Regions from separate parts of the Mus musculus genome. Here region 2 is linked to region 1. Evidence: chromatin loops called from intact Hi-C (ENCODE). Cell type or tissue: gastrocnemius. All regions are shown on one strand. Links, peaks and the distances in the headings refer to the core of each region. The heading gives the core; the rest is flanking DNA. Region 1 has its middle 34 kb from the start of Uchl1os. Region 2 overlaps Limch1 (LIM and calponin homology domains 1).

Region 1 (9,128 bases), core at 568-8,567:
GTCACAAACACATGGAGCTACACCTGGCTTGATCACCATCATCACTGCATATATACAAAAGTCAGAACTCAGGTCTACATGGCTGCTCAGCACTCACTTCCATTCGCTGAGCCATCTCCCCAGCTCTTAGTATGTTCAAAATGCAGATTTAGGGAGCCTGTCTCTGGATGGTCTGAAGCAGTGGATCTTCAGGGGAATTCAGGAATTAGTGTTTCAATTTTTTTTCCAGTTAATTGTGTGTATACGTTTCCAGGAGGAGGTTCAATTGTGCACATGTGTGCGCTGTCCAAGGCGGTGTCAGTTCCCTTCCAACTAGAGTTTCAGGTAGCTGTGAACCACCAGACATGAGTGCTAGAAACCAGATTCCACTTTCTGCAAGAGCAGAACAGCTCTGAAACTCCAGTCATCTGGCAAACCTGGAAACGGACTGGGTTTTGTTTTGTCTTTTCTGTTTGGTGGCCTGGTTATTTTGTTTCTATTTTGAGATAGGGGTTTGCTGTGTCCCACCTGCTGGATCACCTGGAACTTGCTATATGGACCAGGCTAGCCCAAATACTCAGAGCTCTGCCTGTCTGACTCTCTGCCTGTCCTGAGCACAGAGACACACCCGGCTTAGCGGATTTGTAGCTTTAACTGCTTCCCAGGGGATTCTAATAAGCAGAGAAGAGGGTGAGCCACTGTGGTGTCGGGATAATGTGCCTATGTTTGAGCAGAAAAACGTCTTTCAGTTATGGCACGTATGTTTGTCCCAGCAGCATTTCAGGTGATCAAGTTAAGATAAGGTACCAGGCACAGAGAGGATAGCTAGAATTTCTGAGATTGCAGGTCAGAAAAAAAACATCTTCATAGCATAGATACCCTTTGGGAGGATTTGTTCCTCTTCCAGCAAGTCCTGCCTAAGATTCACTAGACAGGAAAACAGTCGGAGAGTTGAGCCCATCAGCGGACCAGAGAGGCAGGAAGTTTAAGGACCTAAGAATTTCTAAAGATACCCCTAGTAATTTAAGAGAGAAAAAAATGGGTGTGGAAGTATTATGGTTTGTATTAAAAATGTCCTCCCACAGGCTTGAGTGTTGGAATGCCGGGTTCCCAGCTTGTAGCCTTTGGGAGTCTTTGCAATACAAGTCATGGTTGGCAGAGGAGAGGCAGCATCTGATAGCCCAGCCCTGGCTCTCTGCTTCCTTATCTACTTAGCATAAGAAACAACATGGTGAACCCGAACCCCATCAGCTGAGCCACTCCAGATGCCCTGTTCCCCGTCGTCGTCGTCGTCCCCCCCCCCCCCCCAACCACCATGACGGACTGAATCCCCTGAATCTAAAAAAATTAAAAAATAAAAAAGTCACTTCTGGGACTGGAGCACGACAGGATTTGGATTCAGTTTCCAGCAGCCACTCCTGGGGATCACAACTGCCTGTAATTCCAGTGCCAGGGGATATGACGCCCCCTTTCGGTGTCTTCTGGTATGGCACCATCATTGGCTCGCATGTGACACACATTTCTACACACCCACAAAAGGAGGGAGAGAGGAAGGAAAGGAGGGAGAGGGGAAGGAAAGGAGGGAGAGAGGAAGGAAAGGAGGGAGAGAGGAAGGAAAGGAGGGAGAGAGGAAGGAAAGGAGGGAGAGAGGAAGGAAAGGAGGGAGAGAGGAAGGAAAGGAGGGAGAGAGGAAGGAAAGGAGGGAGAGAGGAAGGAAAGGAGGGAGAGAGGAAGGAAAGGAGTCTTCCTCAGATTGCTTCTGTCAGGCATTTAGTCACAGAGATGAGACATGAAACCTTCTCTAGGAGCCAGTCAGCAAGGTGGCTCCCCCTCGCTGACTGCTGGTGTTTCCTCACTGTGCTCCCACAGCAGAGAGCAAGCATTGGGCTAACACTCTTCCACAGCTGGCCGTGAGAAACCCTGTGGCTTCCATGCAGGGCTCTCTTGATCCTTTCTGCTCCCTTCTTAGGCCCTAGCCTGTGGTGAGAACACTCAGCAGCCTGTGGAGAGCCCCTCACAAGGACGAGCTGGCTCAAGAGCCCAAGTTTGCGGACAACACAGGGCTGTGGGTGTGGACCTTCCAGCCCCGGTCAGGCTTTCAGATGACTGTAGCCCTGGCTAATGGGTTAGCTGTGACCTCAAGAGAGACCCTAAGTGGAGCTACACCCTGATCGTCTCCCAAATTCCTGGCCCTCAGACACTGTGAGGTAATAAGTGTTTGTTGTTCTCAGCTGCTAAGCTTTGGACTGATTGTGAGGCAAGCGGCAATAACACAAATGTCGTCTCCCAATCTAGCTTCTGTTTATCTAAATCATGGAGTGTTTTAGTAAATCTCCATCTCGCTCTCCCTTCCTTTGTCCATTCCTCCTGCCCAGGCTACAGCTTCTTGCTGTGTAGCCCTGCCTGGCCTTGAATTTACAAGAATCTTCTTGCTTTTTCTCTCTTGTTCTCTTACCCTCTTACCCCTCTCTCCCCATTCCCCTCCCCCTCTCTCCATGCTCCATGTGTTCATGGCCGGCCTCTCCTCTCCTCTCCTCTCTTCTCCTCTCCTCTCCTCTCCTCCCCCTCCTCCCCTCCTCCTCCTCCTCTTCCTCTCTCTCTCTCTCTCTCTCTCTCTCTCTCTCTCTCTCTCCTCCTTTCCCAACTCCCCCTCCCATGCCCTAAATAAACTCTATTCTATACTAAAAAAGGAAAAAAAAAATTCTTCCTGCCTCTGAATCCTGAGTGCTGGAGTTACAAACATATACATTCCCAGCAATATCAACTTTTCTTGGAGTGTTTGTGTGTGTGTGTGTGTGTGTGTGTGTGTGTGTGTGTGTGTGTGTGTGCAATATATGTGCACATGTGCAGATCATAAATTATAACATTCCTGTATACTGTACCCAGATCAAGAAATGTAATATTAAGAGCTCAGCTGGGCCGGGCGGTGGTGGCGCTCACCTTTAATCCCAGCACTTGGGAGGCAGAGGCAAGTGGATTTCTGAGTTCGAGGCCAGCCTGGTCTACAGAGTGAATTCCAGGACAGCCAGGGCTACATAGAGAAACCCTGTCTGGGGGGGGGGGGGTGCGGGGGGGGGGGGGAAGAGGAGCTCAGAAGCGCCCTCTTGCCCCTTTCCCACCACTAAAGAAAGCCCTTCCTTGTGAAAGGCAATCACTATGGTCATGAAAATAGCCCTGCTTGCTCCTGGCCTTTCTATGAATGGATGACACTCCTTTGTATTTGGTTTCTTGACCTCATCTTGTGGGTAAGATCTAGCCTTTGTGTGTGACAAGTACCCTGTGAGGATATTTAGCTCAGAACACAGCGTAGATAGAGCACTTTGCCTAAGTGTGAAAAGACCTATGTTTAGCTATTGGATTGTCTTCTTGATCTTAGGAGTTAGTTGTGCACTCTGATCACCTTTGTCAGCTCCATGAAATACACTTTCCTCCCGTATTGTGGGCTTTTCATTCTCTCCGTGGGCTCTTCCAGTGAATAAAGTACTGTGTCTCTCTGTAGTCTAATTTATTATTTTCTTTGTGGTCTGGGCTTTCGTGTCCTGCTGGAGAAATTATTACTTCCACCAACGTCATAAAGATATTCTTGCTTCCTCGTAAATGCTCTGTTTTTATAAATTACATATGGAACTGGTGTGTGTGTGGACTGTAGAGCTTAAACGTTAGAATTCCTCTTCCCTGTGAAGCCATCCCTCTTTGTGCTTTATTACCCCTTTGTCAGAAACTTAGTTACACGTGCTTGATTTCTGGGCTGTCTATTGCGTTCTGGTCTCTGCCCTCCTTTGCAGCACTGCTCTCTAACAGCAAGAGCACCTTGGGTCTTGATGGCTAATACGTTCTTAAAGACTTCAGCCAGCCGAGCGGTGGTGGCACACGCCTTTGATCCCAGCACTCGGGAGGCAGAGGCAGGCGGATTTCTGAGTTCGAGGCCAGCCTGGTCTACAGAGTGAGTTCCAAGACAGCCAGGGCTGGCTATACAGAGAAACCCTGTCTTGAAAAACCAAAAAATAAAAAATAAAAAGACTTCAGCTTAGATCGCTCTTTCGAATTTTCATATACGTTGAAACGATCAATTTCTCAAGGGTCATAAAATCTAAGACTTTTGAGGATCACATCAATTCTGTATATCCTTAGTAACAACTAACTACAATACAAATATGTCAGATAACTAGCATCAAGTGACTAGCTTTTGAAAGAACTGTAGTGGAAAAGCCACAAACAACATAGAGCTTCCACCTACTGGTCACTCAGCCCAGCCTAATGTGAACATCTCTTAGCCTAGCTTAAATATATGTAAACTAGGGAAACTGGCTCTGTCACTATTAAAGAAGATTGGATTCAGATTCTGCCAGTTAACAGTTAACAGTTAACAGTCCTCCTCTTTGGGGCTATGTATACCCTGTAGGTGACTTGCATCTTTAAGAAAGCAAATTCCCTTGGTGATCAGCATCTTCCCGTCTCTCTGGGACACTCCACGCTACCAGCAGAGTTTCTGTTTCCCTACGTTTAGGGAGTCCATCTAGTGGAGGCTAGTAGAATAAATCAGAAATCCTCTTTAAAGATCATCCCCTCCACAGCAGGGGGCACAAGCACTGTACCCCCAGGAAACCGAATGCCTCTGTTTCTCCTTTGTTTGGAACTCTGTCCACATGTCCCTTTTCAATGTTCTAGGAGGCTTTCCACAACCTCTAGAGCAGCAACCATCTAGAGCAGCAGTCCTCAACCTTCCTAATGCTGTGACCCTCCAATACAGGTCCTCATGTCATGGTGACCCCCCGATCATAATATTATTTTCATTGCTACTTCATAAATATAATTTTGCTACTATTATGAATCTTAATTTCCATGTCTGATAAGCAGGGTATATGGTATCCAGGATATCTGATATGCAGCCCTCAAAGGGGTTGAGAATCACTGATCTAAATAACACTGCCCCCGACCCAGCCCTCAGTCTAGCCTTTCTACATCTTTGTTTCCCAGTTTCCCAGCACAGAAGTCATCCCATCCCGCAGAGCCTGGCTCATCTGTCGTCGGTACACTTGCCCTCTGTCCTCCCAGTGCTCTGAGACAGGGAATCATCTCTTTCTTGTCCACTGTGATAGCCTCAGCTTTTACAACTGTGCGCAGCATGCCATAAGCAGTCAATGTATTTTAATTGTTCATTTCAATTGTGTTTGATGTCATGTCAGGGTCTCATTAAGTAACAGGCTAGACTGGACCTCTGTATCCTAGACTGGCCTTGAACTTATGGTCTCTTGCTTCTGCCTTCCAACTACTGAGATCATAGCTATGAGCCACCACATCCAGTATTGTGTGTGTACACACATACACACACACACACACACACACACACACACACACACACACACACACACACATATATATATATATATATATATATATATATATATATAACTAAAATAATGTGCAGCTTTGATTTCATGGAGAATCTTCAAAGAGCATTTTAATTTTAGGTCGAGCCTCAGGCAAAAGTTCTCATCTTCCTTAAGCCAGTTGTAGACAGCAAAGTGTTTGCCTGAAGAGAAATTGGGGGCACATCGTACATGGAGTCAGAACTCTCTGAATATTGGCTCTTGTTTATCAGCTTTTAGAGGCTGAGTGAGTTATTTTGCGATGTACTATTTTTGCCTATAAGGCAGAGGAGGGTTTGTGGAGGGTTCCTTTGAGAACTGAGACTATTTGTATGTCTATGTATGTTGAGCCAGGTGGAATGCTATACACCTTGATCCTGGCACTTGGGAGGCTCAAGCAATTGGCTTTAATTGAGTTCGACACCAGTCTAGGGTTTATTGTAAGACTCTTTCAATAAACAAACAAACTAGCAAAAACCAAAGGTGAGGGTCCCTTGTGTAAGCATTCGGAAGCATTTGGTAGATCATGCGGTGTATGGCTGTACCATAGGGAGGGTTGGAAAGGCCACAGACATGGAAGTCAGGGGGTTCATCTCTCAAAGGACTTTTTAAAATAAGAAGCCTCAAAAGTGTAACAGTATTTCTTAAATAGAGATAAAGAGGGAAGAAGGAAGCTGACAAGATGGTTCATTGGGTAAAGGTGCTTGCTGCCAAGCCCAATGACCTGAGTTCGATCCCGGGGGCCTTGCATGGTGAAAGGAGACAGTCCAAGTTGACCCCTGACCTCCACGTGTGTGCTGTGGCATGCACGTGCCCCTAGTCAAAAACAGATAAGCATGAAACTTAAAGGGAAGAAGGGAGAGTAAGATATCCAAAGACTCAGGAGAGACAAGACACAGTAGAGCGGTAGATGGAGCTAGTCTCCCTTCATTTTGGCAAATACAATCTCCTTTTAGCCTACAGTCTTTCAATTTAAGACACTGCAGTCCCAATTAAGGGTCGACTTCATTCCCATTGCGTATGGTCGGCAAAGAGAAAGCAGATGTCTAAGTGTAATAAAGCAAGAGCTTTGTTGTAAAATAAAATGAAAGTCTGTGTATTTCAGTTGGGTGCCTTTTGGTTGAAAACAGCAGGCCTCACCTCAAAATAGCTGAAGTGGGGGGTGAGAGGAGTTTCTTGCCCACCCCCCACCCCACCCCCGTGACTGTAGAATACAGCGAAAATGATCCAAGCTAATCTCAAGGGCATCAATATGACATCAGGATCCAGTCTGCCTATTTCATTGGTGCTTTTGTTTCCTTGAGATAGGTCTTGCTAAGTAGCCCAAGATGGCCTGGAACTCACTATGTACAGCCCAGGCTAGCCTTGACTCACGATTCTCACCCACCCTTGGTAATATTGGGCATGAAACCAGGCCTTTAATCTACTGCTGAATTACATTTCAGACTTGGTTCAGCTCAAAGTCTCTTGATTCACACCAAAAAAGACCTTAAAGGCAGAATCACCTTCTTGGAGAATGGTCAGTCTGATTGTCTCTCATTGGCCTGGTCGAAGACGCCCGACAAAGGCCAGCACTGGCTGCTGCAGGTTATGTCATGTCTGATGACTCTATATATGTAGTCACAGCCTCTCCAATGTGTCAGCCAAGCAGGCCTGCTGAAAGAGAGAGTGGGCAAGGCTGACTCCACAGAAAACGAGGCCACATGCCACAGGAAGTAAATGCAGAAGGGTGGACATGACAGAGGCCAGCTGGGCTGGGACTTTAAGCTCTGGGTCCATGCTTTGTATCCATAATACAGCAGTCAACTTGTAAAGCTGAGGGCAGAGTCTTGGGGATTGAGCCTGTCTGTAAAGGCCACATCTTATGTAAACAGATCTATTCAGGCTCCGACAGAGAGCATCTAAACCACTCTTCAGTAAGTCTGCCTAGTCTGGGGGTTTTGCTCTGTGTGTGTGTGTGTGTGTGTGTGTGTGTGTGTGTGTGTGTGTGTGTGTATGTCTGTATGTCTGTCTGTCTGTGTCTATGCATATATAGAAGTCACAGGACAACTTGCAGGACTTGGTTTTCTTCCATCGGAGGGATCCTGGGAATTAAAGCCACATTGTCAAGCTTGGCAGTCAAGGGTCTTTAAACAGCTGAGCCATCTCTCTGGCCCAGGTTTTTGTTTGGTTGATCGGTTGGGGTTTGTTTGTTTTGAGAGAGGGTCTCAGGGAGCCCAGGTTGCCCCCTAATTCACTATATAACCAAAGATGGCTTTGAACTTCTGATCCTCCTGCATTTACCTCTTAACTGGTACCATCACAGGCATGGTGCTAGGGATCCAAACCATGACTTCACGCATGCCAGGCCATTCTACCAACATAGCTACATGCCCAGTTTTTTTTTGTTGTTGTTGTTGTTGTTGTTGTTTGTTTGTTTTATTTGCTTGCTTATTTGGTTTGGTTTGAGGTTTTTGATCATTTTTAAACACAGGAAATTTTAAAGACTTTTAAAAAAAAATGTGTGTCTATGTATGGGTATGTATGTGTATATGAGTGAAGACACAAGTGGAGGCCAGAAGAAAGAGCTGGGTCCTCTAGAATTGGAGTGACAGGCTTCTGTTTGCCACCAGCCGGGAATGCTGAGGAACCAAACTGGGGTCTCTCGCCCTAATAACTGCTGAAAGGTCTAAGCACCCCTAAACTTTTTTTTTCATTTACTTATTTATTGTATGCTTACAAGTATTTATGAGTACACACAAGCCATGGAAGTCAGAAGACAATCTTCAGGAGTCAATTTTCTCTCTTCACCAGATGGGCTGCAGGGCTTTGAACTCATGCAGTTAGGCTTGGAGGCAAGTCCCCTTCCCTGCCGAGCCACTTTACCGGCCCTGCTTTTCTATTTTTGTTTGTTTGTTTGTTCTCTTTTTTTGAAACAAGGTCTCACTATGTAGCCCTAGATGGCCTGGAACTTGCATGGATCCACCTGGCTCTGCCTCCTGAGAGCTGGGATCAAAGGTGCATGCTGCCATGCCCAGAGTACTTTGTATTTTCTTTTTTTGTTTTGTGGTCTTGGTTTTTTTTGTTTGATTGTTTGTTTTTTGGTTTTTGGTTTTTGGTTTTTTTTTTTTTTTTTTTTTTTTTTTTTTGAGACAGGGTTTCTCTGTATAGCCCTGGCTGTCCTAGAACTTGTTCTGTAGACCAAGCTGGCCTTGAACTCAGACATCCACCTGTCTCTGCCATCCCAGTGCTGGAATTAAAGGCATGCGCCATTGCTGAAACAAGGTCTTACGATGTAGCCCTGCCTTGCTAGGCTGGCTTCAGACTTAACAGCATAGTTCCTACTTCTTCCACCGGAGTGCGATATTGAAGGTGTGTACTTCCACATCTGACGAATCTGTCGAGTTGTGGGGAAAAAAAACCCTAGTGGATATGGAGCAGAGAGAGAAATTAGAGAGAAAAACAAACTGAAAACAGGCAGACAACAGGGCAGAGAGGCTGAAGGAGCAACACCCTATCACCTTAAAATTTCCTTTCTGTCTTATTAGACAGCATGCTGAAGATGCTCTTGGAGGAAAGGAAGCAAAGGATGCAACAAACAAGCAGAGGTAGCTAAGCAAGAGGGCCCTGGAGCACAGACACCATCAGAGTCAATCCCACCCAGATGCAAGGAGCCACCCTTGTGCCCGTACCAACCAAACACGGGGTGGGGTATTGTTTAGGTGAAGGCAGTTATCCGCAGGAAGGGACAGCTGTGAGCTGTTATCAATCAACACTCACAGCAGCTAGGGGAGGAGATGT
Region 2 (9,128 bases), core at 319-8,318, 81 kb before region 1:
AGATTTTATTTTATTTTATTTTATTTTATTTTATTTTATTTTGGCTGTTCAAATTACTTCTATCACATGCAGACCCAGAGGGCTTCAACTTGGTGCAGACATGCTTCATGTTCCATAATTTTTGAGATTTAAAAAGCTAATCTAGTTCATATAAAAATCTAGTCCATATAAAAAGCTGTGTTATGTAGGTAAATATGCTGACCTGAGTTTTACACTCAGTCACTTTCAATTCTGGTGACCAATGTAGAAGCAGGGTGGGTTGAGAAAAAGGAGCAAGGTAGGTGTTACTGGATGGTTTTGTGTCACCTTGACCCAAGTTAGTCATCAGAATGCAAGGAGCCTCAGTTGAGAAAATGCCTCCATGAGATCCATCTATAAGGCATTTTCTCAGTTAGTGATTAATGGAGGGAGGAGGGACAGCTCATGGTGGATGGTCCCATCCCTGAGCTGGTGGTCCTGGGTTCTACAAGAAAGCAAGCTGAGCAAGCCAGGGGAAGCAAGCCAATAACTAGCACTCCTCCATGGCTTTTGCATCAGCTCCTGCCTTCAGGTTCCTGCCCTGTGTGAGTTCCTGTCTTGACTTCCTTTGTTAATGAACAGCAATATGAAAGTGTAAACTCAATAAACCCTTTCTTTCCTCCCAACTTGCTTTTTGGTCATGGTGTTTCATCACAGCAATAGAGACCCTAATTAAAACAGCAGGGATAAAGGAGTTTAAAAAGGAGGCATGGTGGGGATAAAGGGGTAGAAAGTGGACAGACTGAAGATAATGGGTAGAGATAAACCAGTCTTAGCCAAAGCAGAAACCAAATAGAACAATGGCAGGAGATAACGACACAGGATCCATAGCCAGATTGATTATACGCTTATTAACAACCAGTGTTTCTAGAGCACATGTTGTGTGCCAGCCATTATGACAAGCACTTGGTTTGTTTCAACTCAGTACAGAGCATAGCATCCCAAACAGAAAACACAAGTCTCATTCTCACGCTACAGATAAGGAAACTGAGGCACAGAAAGCCAAAGTATGACATAGTGGTCTTGAATATGGTATTCTATAAAAGCCAGTGGAACTAATGAATTAAAGAATTAATGGCTGTCCCAGTTTCCGTTGCTATGTTAAAATAACCTAACCAGAAGCAACATTGGGAAGAAATGGGTTTATTTTAGTTTACCACTCCAGATCACAGTCCACCACTGGGGAAAGTCAAAGCAGAAACTTGAGGCAAGAGCTTGAAGTCAGGCTAATTGCTATCCCACACAGTCTTACCTCCAAACAAGGAACTCAGCTCACAGTCAAAGAAGTATGCAGGAACCATGGAGGGAGCTGCTTGCCAGCTGGCTTTCAGGATGGCTTACATTAAGCTAGTTTTTAGTTCAGGATTGCTTTGCTAGGGATGGTGCCACCCATAGTGGACCGGACACTTCTACATCAGTTAACAATCCAATCAATCCCTACACAGTTGCACGCAGGCCAACCTGGCATAGATAATTCTTCAACTGAGGATCCCTTCTCAAATAATTTGTTGCAGTAAATTGACATTTAAAAATCAACTATCATGATTTCTTACTCAGTCACACTGCTTGGGTTAACAATTTTAATAAAACATGCCCTAGGAAGAGAAAGTTGATTTGAATCTCAGCCCCATTGTTACACATGTAGTCATAGGATAGAGTGTAAGTTCTATAATTCTTCACTTAATGTAGAAGAGGGTGACAGCCAAATCACTTCCCAGAGAAGCAAGAACACCATCCGTTGGGTGTCAGACATTCAAGAGTCAACCCTTCATTTTCAAAAAGAATAATAAACATTTGTATGGCAAATACTCTGTGTGTTTTAATTTTCACAAAAAACCAACAATACAGACTTTAATACTAATCATAGTTTATTTGTTGATGATTTGTGTGGTGCTGGGAATGGGAGCCTCTGCCACTAGGCTATCTCCCAGTCCTCAACCTTACTGTTAATATCAGGACTCTGTGTCCTAAAGACTTCAGGCTCAGATTCAAGGTCAAAGAGTATTTCCTCTTCCTTTGTCATTTAAAGAATGGTGGCTGACTGTAGGTGACTCTAGGTTACCATGTCTCATCCCCTCCCCTCAAGCAGAACAAGTGTGTGTGGGGGTTGGGGGGGGTTCCCTTCATTCTTTGCATGTGTATCATTTTCCTGACTGATTTCCTCACAGCTATCCCCACCGCTAACCAGCAGCTTATTCTCATCTCAAACCAAGTCAAAAATCAACCCCCAAAGCTTGTTCGCTGAACACGCACTCACTTGACTTTCAGAAAACTTGGACTCAATTTAAAATGTAAGCAAGTCTTTGCCTCAGCCAGAATGGAAAACACCTTATTAAACTAGCTATACAAGGAATGGCTGGCTTTTATATGTCTAATATAAAGACTTTAGGAGAAAGTCCAAGTCACGGTCCAAGACATTTGGGACATCTACAGACAGTATGCTGCCTGGGGCATAGCCCTGGTGCTCAGCCCTGAATGGTTGATGGGACTCTGCAGCTTTGTATAGGTTTTATAGAAGCAAGGGAGTGAGTGGTTGGCTTTCATATTCTCCCATATGCAAGCAGACACCACCCACTTTATGGGCATGCTCGTGAAAAGTCTGCAGAGCACTGAGGTGGTTGCACCAAGCTGCTCCGGGCACTTTCAGTACTTTGTCCTTGGTGAGCACTCCTTCCTTCCCACTTCCCTCAGGGAATGTTCCAGAAGCCTGCAATTTACCATTCTTCTCCATCCCCCAACACAGCATAGCCAGGTTTCCCCATCTCTACTCTGAAGCAAGATGCTGGTGCTGCTCTGGGAGCCCTGTGGAGTCATTGCTTGTACCCAGGATACCTGCATTTAATGTAGAACAATTTTTTTGCTTATTTGTAAAACTTGTTTTAACAGTCTCTTGATGGATTGTGCTGGTTGTGTGTCCAACCAGAACTCCCACCCCCATCCCCACCCCCAAGCATCCACGAGACTCCAGTCTTCCCAGCTATTGATGGCTGACACCAATATTAAGATTTCCACTGAAGAGATTACTCCTGAAGGAAGCTATAGGTTCAAGCCAGTTCCTGAGTTTCCCCACAACTCTTCATGGTCCCAACCCTACAGAGGTGCCTACCACTGATGCTTACCAAGTGCCCCAGAGATGCTGGCCTTCACAGTTGTCCCCACTTGCTCCAGTGAAGCTGACTCTGAGTACCAGGCTCCATGTGCACCCTTCCCAATCTTCAACGGAACCACGCAGGGGGATCATGGCCGTGTCCCAAACTGATTCTCCAGCATTTCCTTTTTTAATCTTTAAAGGTTCCTTTAAAGATTATTAAACCATCCCCCTGGGGTTAATATTAATTTGACATTATGTCTTCATTTTTTAAAGACGTTAAGTAATTTTTAAAAATAATACTGATCTTGGGAGCTCATTGGAAAAAATAAAATAATGCCAACACTTCAGGCAATTTGCAGAGAGAAGCTTCATATATTGAATGAAAGTGTCACTAAGAACAGTTTGTAAGATTGTCATGGACAAGAAAGGGTTCTTTTTGATGTCTGTGACATTAGTTTATTGGGTGATCACATATCATTTATATGTAGCCCCATAAAAAAATTACTTCATTATTATATTGGAAATACCATTTTCAGTCTTGTGCTTTTATAAAGCTCCTTATAAAATTGGCCTTGAGAAGATCAGTAACATAACCAAAAAATGCCCAAATAACTGCATGTAGCAAAATTTAGTAATATCTGCTAGGTAGCTCCATTTCCCCTTAGGTGAAGCAGGGAAAACAATATCATTAAAAGTAATAGCATGTGGCTTTCATACTAAGGGCATAAGTATCTTTCTCATACTATTTTTAAGTATGTGATACTATATAGTAAATAAAAATAGAAAGATTAAGCTAGGTGGTGGTAGTGCATGCATGCCTTTAATCTCAGCACTCAGGAGGCAGAACCAAGTGGTTTTCTCTGAATTTGAGGCCAACCTGGTTAATAGAGCTAGTTCTGGGACAGCCAGGGCTAACAACAAAGGGAAGAAGGAAGGAAGGAAGGAAGGAAGGAAGGAAGGAAGGAAGGAAGGAAGGAAAAAAGGAAGGAAGGAAGGAAGGAAGGAAGGACTACTTCTAGAAAACTGGTCTTTGGACTCCAAAGGCAGCCCCCTGGAAGTCTAACATCAGAGTATCAATAACTCTTAAGAACTAGCCACATTTATTGACAATACTATTCCTGGGCTAGCACTTGCAGTCTCTAAAGTTATTGTAAGTCCTGGAGATCTAGATCAAGGCATAAATACTACACAAACATGAATTCAGTTGTTGTCATATTCTAGGGTAGATCTTGAGTGTGGTTTCAAAATGAAGTCTGTAATAATTATCAACCAGTAAGAATAAATTCCAACTGGCCCACATACAGTAAGACGTGCTTTATACAGCATTCTTGAAATGAGGAATCTCTATCCTGCAGTACTTGGCAGCCACAGGCTAACACCTGCTGTCAAATCTTTTTGCAAGGCCAAGGCCATTTCTTCTCCACTCCACAGTGCAGAATTGGGGAATTCGGCAAAGGACCTGCCAGGTGTGTGCATGTCTCAAGGGCCTCCTGCAGTATGCACATTGGCCTTACCTCAAAACTGCCTAAATATTGCTTCGAGGGGGAGGGGGGAATAGGGCCGAGTTAACCTGAGGCACGGTTCCTAGTGGAACCGTATCTGAAACTCATCCATCAAACAACAAGTTCCAGCCAACTGGTAAAGCAGAGCTGGCAAGGAATGCAATATAATTAACCTCACTGATCGTCTCCAGAGGCAAGGCTGGATTACGTCCTTATCTTGTTAGTCCTATGTCCTAAAATCCAACACATAGCCCTCACAGACATTTTACTTTATTCTTCATAGCCAGCAGGTTTATGTGTAGATAACATAATAACGTCTAACAACAATAACAGAAACAAACAAGAACTATAAAGAGAAGTGCATTTGTGAAGTCCCTTTGTAATTTAAGGCTATTGGGCACCTAAGGGGTTCTAGGCATTCCTTTCTGATACCTCCATTACCTCCAGCATCCCTGAGAAAGGAATCACCATGCCCCTGACTGGGGGCTAGACTTCTCCACACATTGGAAAGTGCGCATCTCCAGATCTAGTTGCCAAGAACTACATAGTCTCTCTTCATTCAGGTCTGGACTGAAAGTCCAGTTCCCCCAGACAGCCTTCAAGGGACAACACAAGGGAAAGCAGTGACGTGTCCATCTGCACTTCTCAGCCTGTCCCCTCCCTCTGCTACCACATGGTCTTGCTTAGTTTTATCCATGGCATTTCACATTATCTGAAGTCGTTTTAAATTTTTATAGATTTGTTTCTTAAGGTTAATCTGTACATGTCTGTGCCTGAGTGAATTCGTGTATACCACAAACATGCAGAAGCCCATGGAGGCCAAGAGAGATTCAGATATCCTGGGATTGGAGCTACAAATGTTTGTAGGAACTTGGAACTGAACTTAGGTCCTCTGCAAAAGCAGTAAGTACTTCCCACCAGGGAGTCACCTCCTGTGCGTACGCGCATGTGTGTCTGGGTGCATTCCTGTCTCTGTGCCTTCGTGAATGCAGCCACGTGTAAGTCATGGTGCAACTATGAAAGTCAGAGGACAACTTTTAGGAGTTGGCTCTCACCTTCCACCTTCTTGAGACCTTGCCACTTACTCTAGCTGGCTGGCCCTGAGCTTCCAGGTGACTCTGCTATTGCTGACCCCATCTTGTTGGGTGAGCACTGGCTTTATTAGTTCTCACCACTACATCTGCCTTTTTTACGTGGGCTGCAAGAACTGTCAGGTTCATGCAGCAAATGATTTTACCTACTGAGCCATCTTGCTGGCCTCTGAAGTTCTTTTAAAGTGCATTAACTAATTATTGGAGTCTTCCACTATAATGTGAGTTTCTTTAGACCAAGGGAACTTTTCAACTCTAGTACTAGGTCAAAGTTTTACGTTATTGATGTTAATAATAACAGTATCAAAGAATGACACTTAAGTATGCAAGGGAGGAGAGGGGAAGAAGAAAAGAAGAGAGGAGAGGGGGTGGGGTCACAGCTGGTAAGAAAGGAAAGACTATGCAAGGAAAGGGGAAAGGAGGGGGAAGATAGAAGATAGGCAGGCAGAGAGAGAGGAGGGAGAGGGAACAGGGAAGGATGAAGGGAAGAAGGAAGGGGAGGAGGGAGGGAGGAAGGGAGAAGGGAGGAGAGAGGGAGGGAGGGAGGGAGGGAGAAGGGAGAAGGGAGGAGGGAGGGAGGAAGAAAATGCAGAGTCCTCCATTATTTTCAAGAGAAACACTTATATAAAATATTGGAATTTTGTGACTTAAAACCAAGTCAAATTCTGAGAAACGTCTCTGAGAAAGCCATAAAGCATTCATTAATTCCCAGGCTAAAGCCCTACAAGCTTTCAGAAAATATCTTGGTGCAATCCTTTATGAACCTGGAATGACCTGAAATTTGGAGCTACACCATCTTGCTCTGTCCCTGATGTCACTCAGAACTCTCTGAAATGAAAATTTGTGTTTTCTCTTGGGTTGAAAATCACTTGTTTGCTGCACTTATATTATCCCTCCACAGCATGCTTCTCTCTATGCCCCACCCCCACTGCACAGCGCTTTAAAAGCCTGAGTTGACAGAGTCCCATTGTCACAAACAGCATTTTAAAACTGGAATTTGGCTGGTTGGCCACACACACCAGCAAACATCTGGACCAGTGACTGTGAGAACATTCTGTGGTAACAAAAGCAAAGCTTTCTGTGAGGATGGGATTGGAATCCTATGGGTAACAAGGGGAGGTATCTCAACGGGCTGGGGGAGCCTGGTCGACCAGATGGCTTAAACAACAACCATTTGCTCTGAGAAGGATAGTCAGCTACTATTGTGAACCCTGGTGCCTTCACCTGCATACCAACTCTCAGTGAGCAATCCTAAAGCAACCTTAGACTTGCTCACAGTGCTGCATGTGGTGGCAGCTTCCCATTGGCCCAGGCCAGATGCTGGCTACTCCTCGGGTCAAGTCCCCTCCTTCTCAGTCCAGGTATATGGAGAAAGTGACAGGTTTAATTAAATTTTCTAACTTCCATCTGATCTACAACTGAGGCATTTGAATGACAAGGAGATTCTCAACTGGAAAACCATTGGCTGACCAGACAGCTGTAGTCTTAACCTTTGATGAGACCAGGTACTGCATCACTTACCAGCCAGAGTATCACGTAGCCTCACATATTTGGCAAAAGTTAAGTGAACGACTGAGATGTGCAAAAGAAGACGAAGGGTAGGGAGGCATAAAAGAAGAACTACTCCTATCTTCTGTGTCAAATGTACAGGTTCAAGCAGTAGCCAAGTTCCTATCAAGGCCTCAAGGAGGATTAAAGTCATAGCTTAGTTGTGCTGATATGTAGCCTCTTCTCTGCTACTTCTTTTGGTCAGAGTGCATAAACCCAAAATGAAAAGATCAAGTATTAGTGTCTTTAACTAATTATAAAATAACATATGCCTGTTGGAAAAAAAATTAAAAATTCATATGCCACATTTCCCCTTTTACCTTAGTGTACATTAACTCTACGAAACAATAGATTTCACTGTGATTTTTCATATATGTATATAACAAGATTTTTTTATCCTATTCATGAACATCTATCATGTTCTTGATGTAGGCGAATGGGCAAGAGAGAGGAGGGGAAACTTAATGGATATTTTACTTCAATTAGATTTTTAATTAACATCCAATCACCCTCAAGAAATACACCTCCTAACACTACTGGTATGCTCCACACTGCTTTTAAGGATCAAGGGTCAAGACAAATATGTCATATAATGTTAACAACAGCCACCAACAATAATGACTCTGCATTTTCAGGAAAGGATTATAAATTCAAGATGTTTAAGCAGTTCTCTTATTATGTCTCCTGTTAATACTACTCTTATTATTATAAATCTTGATGAAAACAAAATTTTATTATTGTGTGTGTGCCCATTTTATATAAAAGGGGGAGAGGAAGCTAAGAGAGAGGAAGCATCTTATAAGTGGAAAGACCAAGATTCAAACGAAGACATAGTTAGCCGTAGCTGTCAACTTGACACAATCTATAGCCACCTGAGAAATGAGTCTGCTAATAAGGGACTGTCTGCATTGGGTTGGTCTGTGGAGGAATGTCTTAAGTTAATTGATATGGGAGGATCCAGCCCTCTGCGAGCAGCAGCATCCCCTAGGCAGCAGGGCTCTTAACTTTATAACACCAGAGAAACTGAGCTAAGCACAAGGAAGTAAGTATGCACTCATTTCTCTCGGCTCTTACCTGTGGGTATGATGTAACAGCTGTTTCAAGCTTTTACAGCTGTGACAACCTCCCCAGTGACAAACTGTAACCTGGAACTGTGAGCTAGAATAAACCCCTTTCTCTTCTAAGCTACTTTTCTGCCAAGATATTTTATCACCACAACAGAATAAAAGTAGAATGTATCTTATGATCCCCAAAGTCCATGTTCCTAATCACCCTATTACATCTGCCATTTTATCAATAACCATTTTTATATATGTTATACTTGCAAAAGGTATACCGTCTTCTATAAAATCTTTGAGCCATTGTATTCTTTATTTATGAGAACAATCTGTACGGTTTAAGTTGTTTTAAAGCATAAGTTTCTAACACTTGTATCTTTGAGGCTGATGTGAATTTTAGTTTGGTACCCTGAATTGTGTTTCATAGTCCTGAAATTAGATAACCAGGGTTGGCATCAAACAAAATCTACTCTGATGACTAGTTGACATGGGAACATAATGCATAACTTTACATCAAACTTCATATCCAGCATAATTTATATTCATAACAAAAATGGCAATCGCCCAGTCTCTGACATAAGGATTTATGGTCTTGGCCAAGGCCAAGTCAAGGCACATTAGCCGAATATATCTAAACATCTGACTCTAATCACTGCCCTGGAAACAGTCAGGCATTAGGGGCTTATAAGTCTGTTTCACTGAGCATGAGGTTAACAGGAAGTTGGGTTTTGAAGGGGACATGGATAAAGTGCTTTTAATTCAACATCATCATTTCTTCATGGCATGAGAGTCGTCCCTCCTCCCGTCCCTGTTCTCGTGG

The links. A loop is a pair of places that touch in the nucleus more often than their neighbours do. Peaks named below come from ENCODE experiments on the same cell type or tissue, not always from the same donor. Only the 100,000 strongest peaks of a DNase experiment are listed, where the experiment ranks them.
Region 2: a loop joins it to region 1, with 2.2 times the contacts of the local background. A loop is called at or near these places in 2 of 42 quality-filtered maps.

Annotation. Positions count from the first base shown.
Region 1 is chr5:66,705,991-66,715,118 of GRCm38, reverse strand. No RefSeq gene overlaps it. Among named protein-coding and RNA genes, the nearest start is that of Uchl1os, 34 kb to the right of the region's middle. In gastrocnemius, for the core only: CTCF peaks have their summits at 1,448 and 4,509 (motif pointing right); a DNase peak (open chromatin) is centred at 4,535; H3K27ac peaks cover 503 bases.
Region 2 is chr5:66,786,808-66,795,935 of GRCm38, reverse strand. All of the region lies in intron 1 of Limch1 (LIM and calponin homology domains 1), which reads right to left. Among named protein-coding and RNA genes, the nearest start is that of Limch1, 45 kb to the right of the region's middle. In gastrocnemius, for the core only: no CTCF peak of the experiment used is centred there; a DNase peak (open chromatin) is centred at 4,549.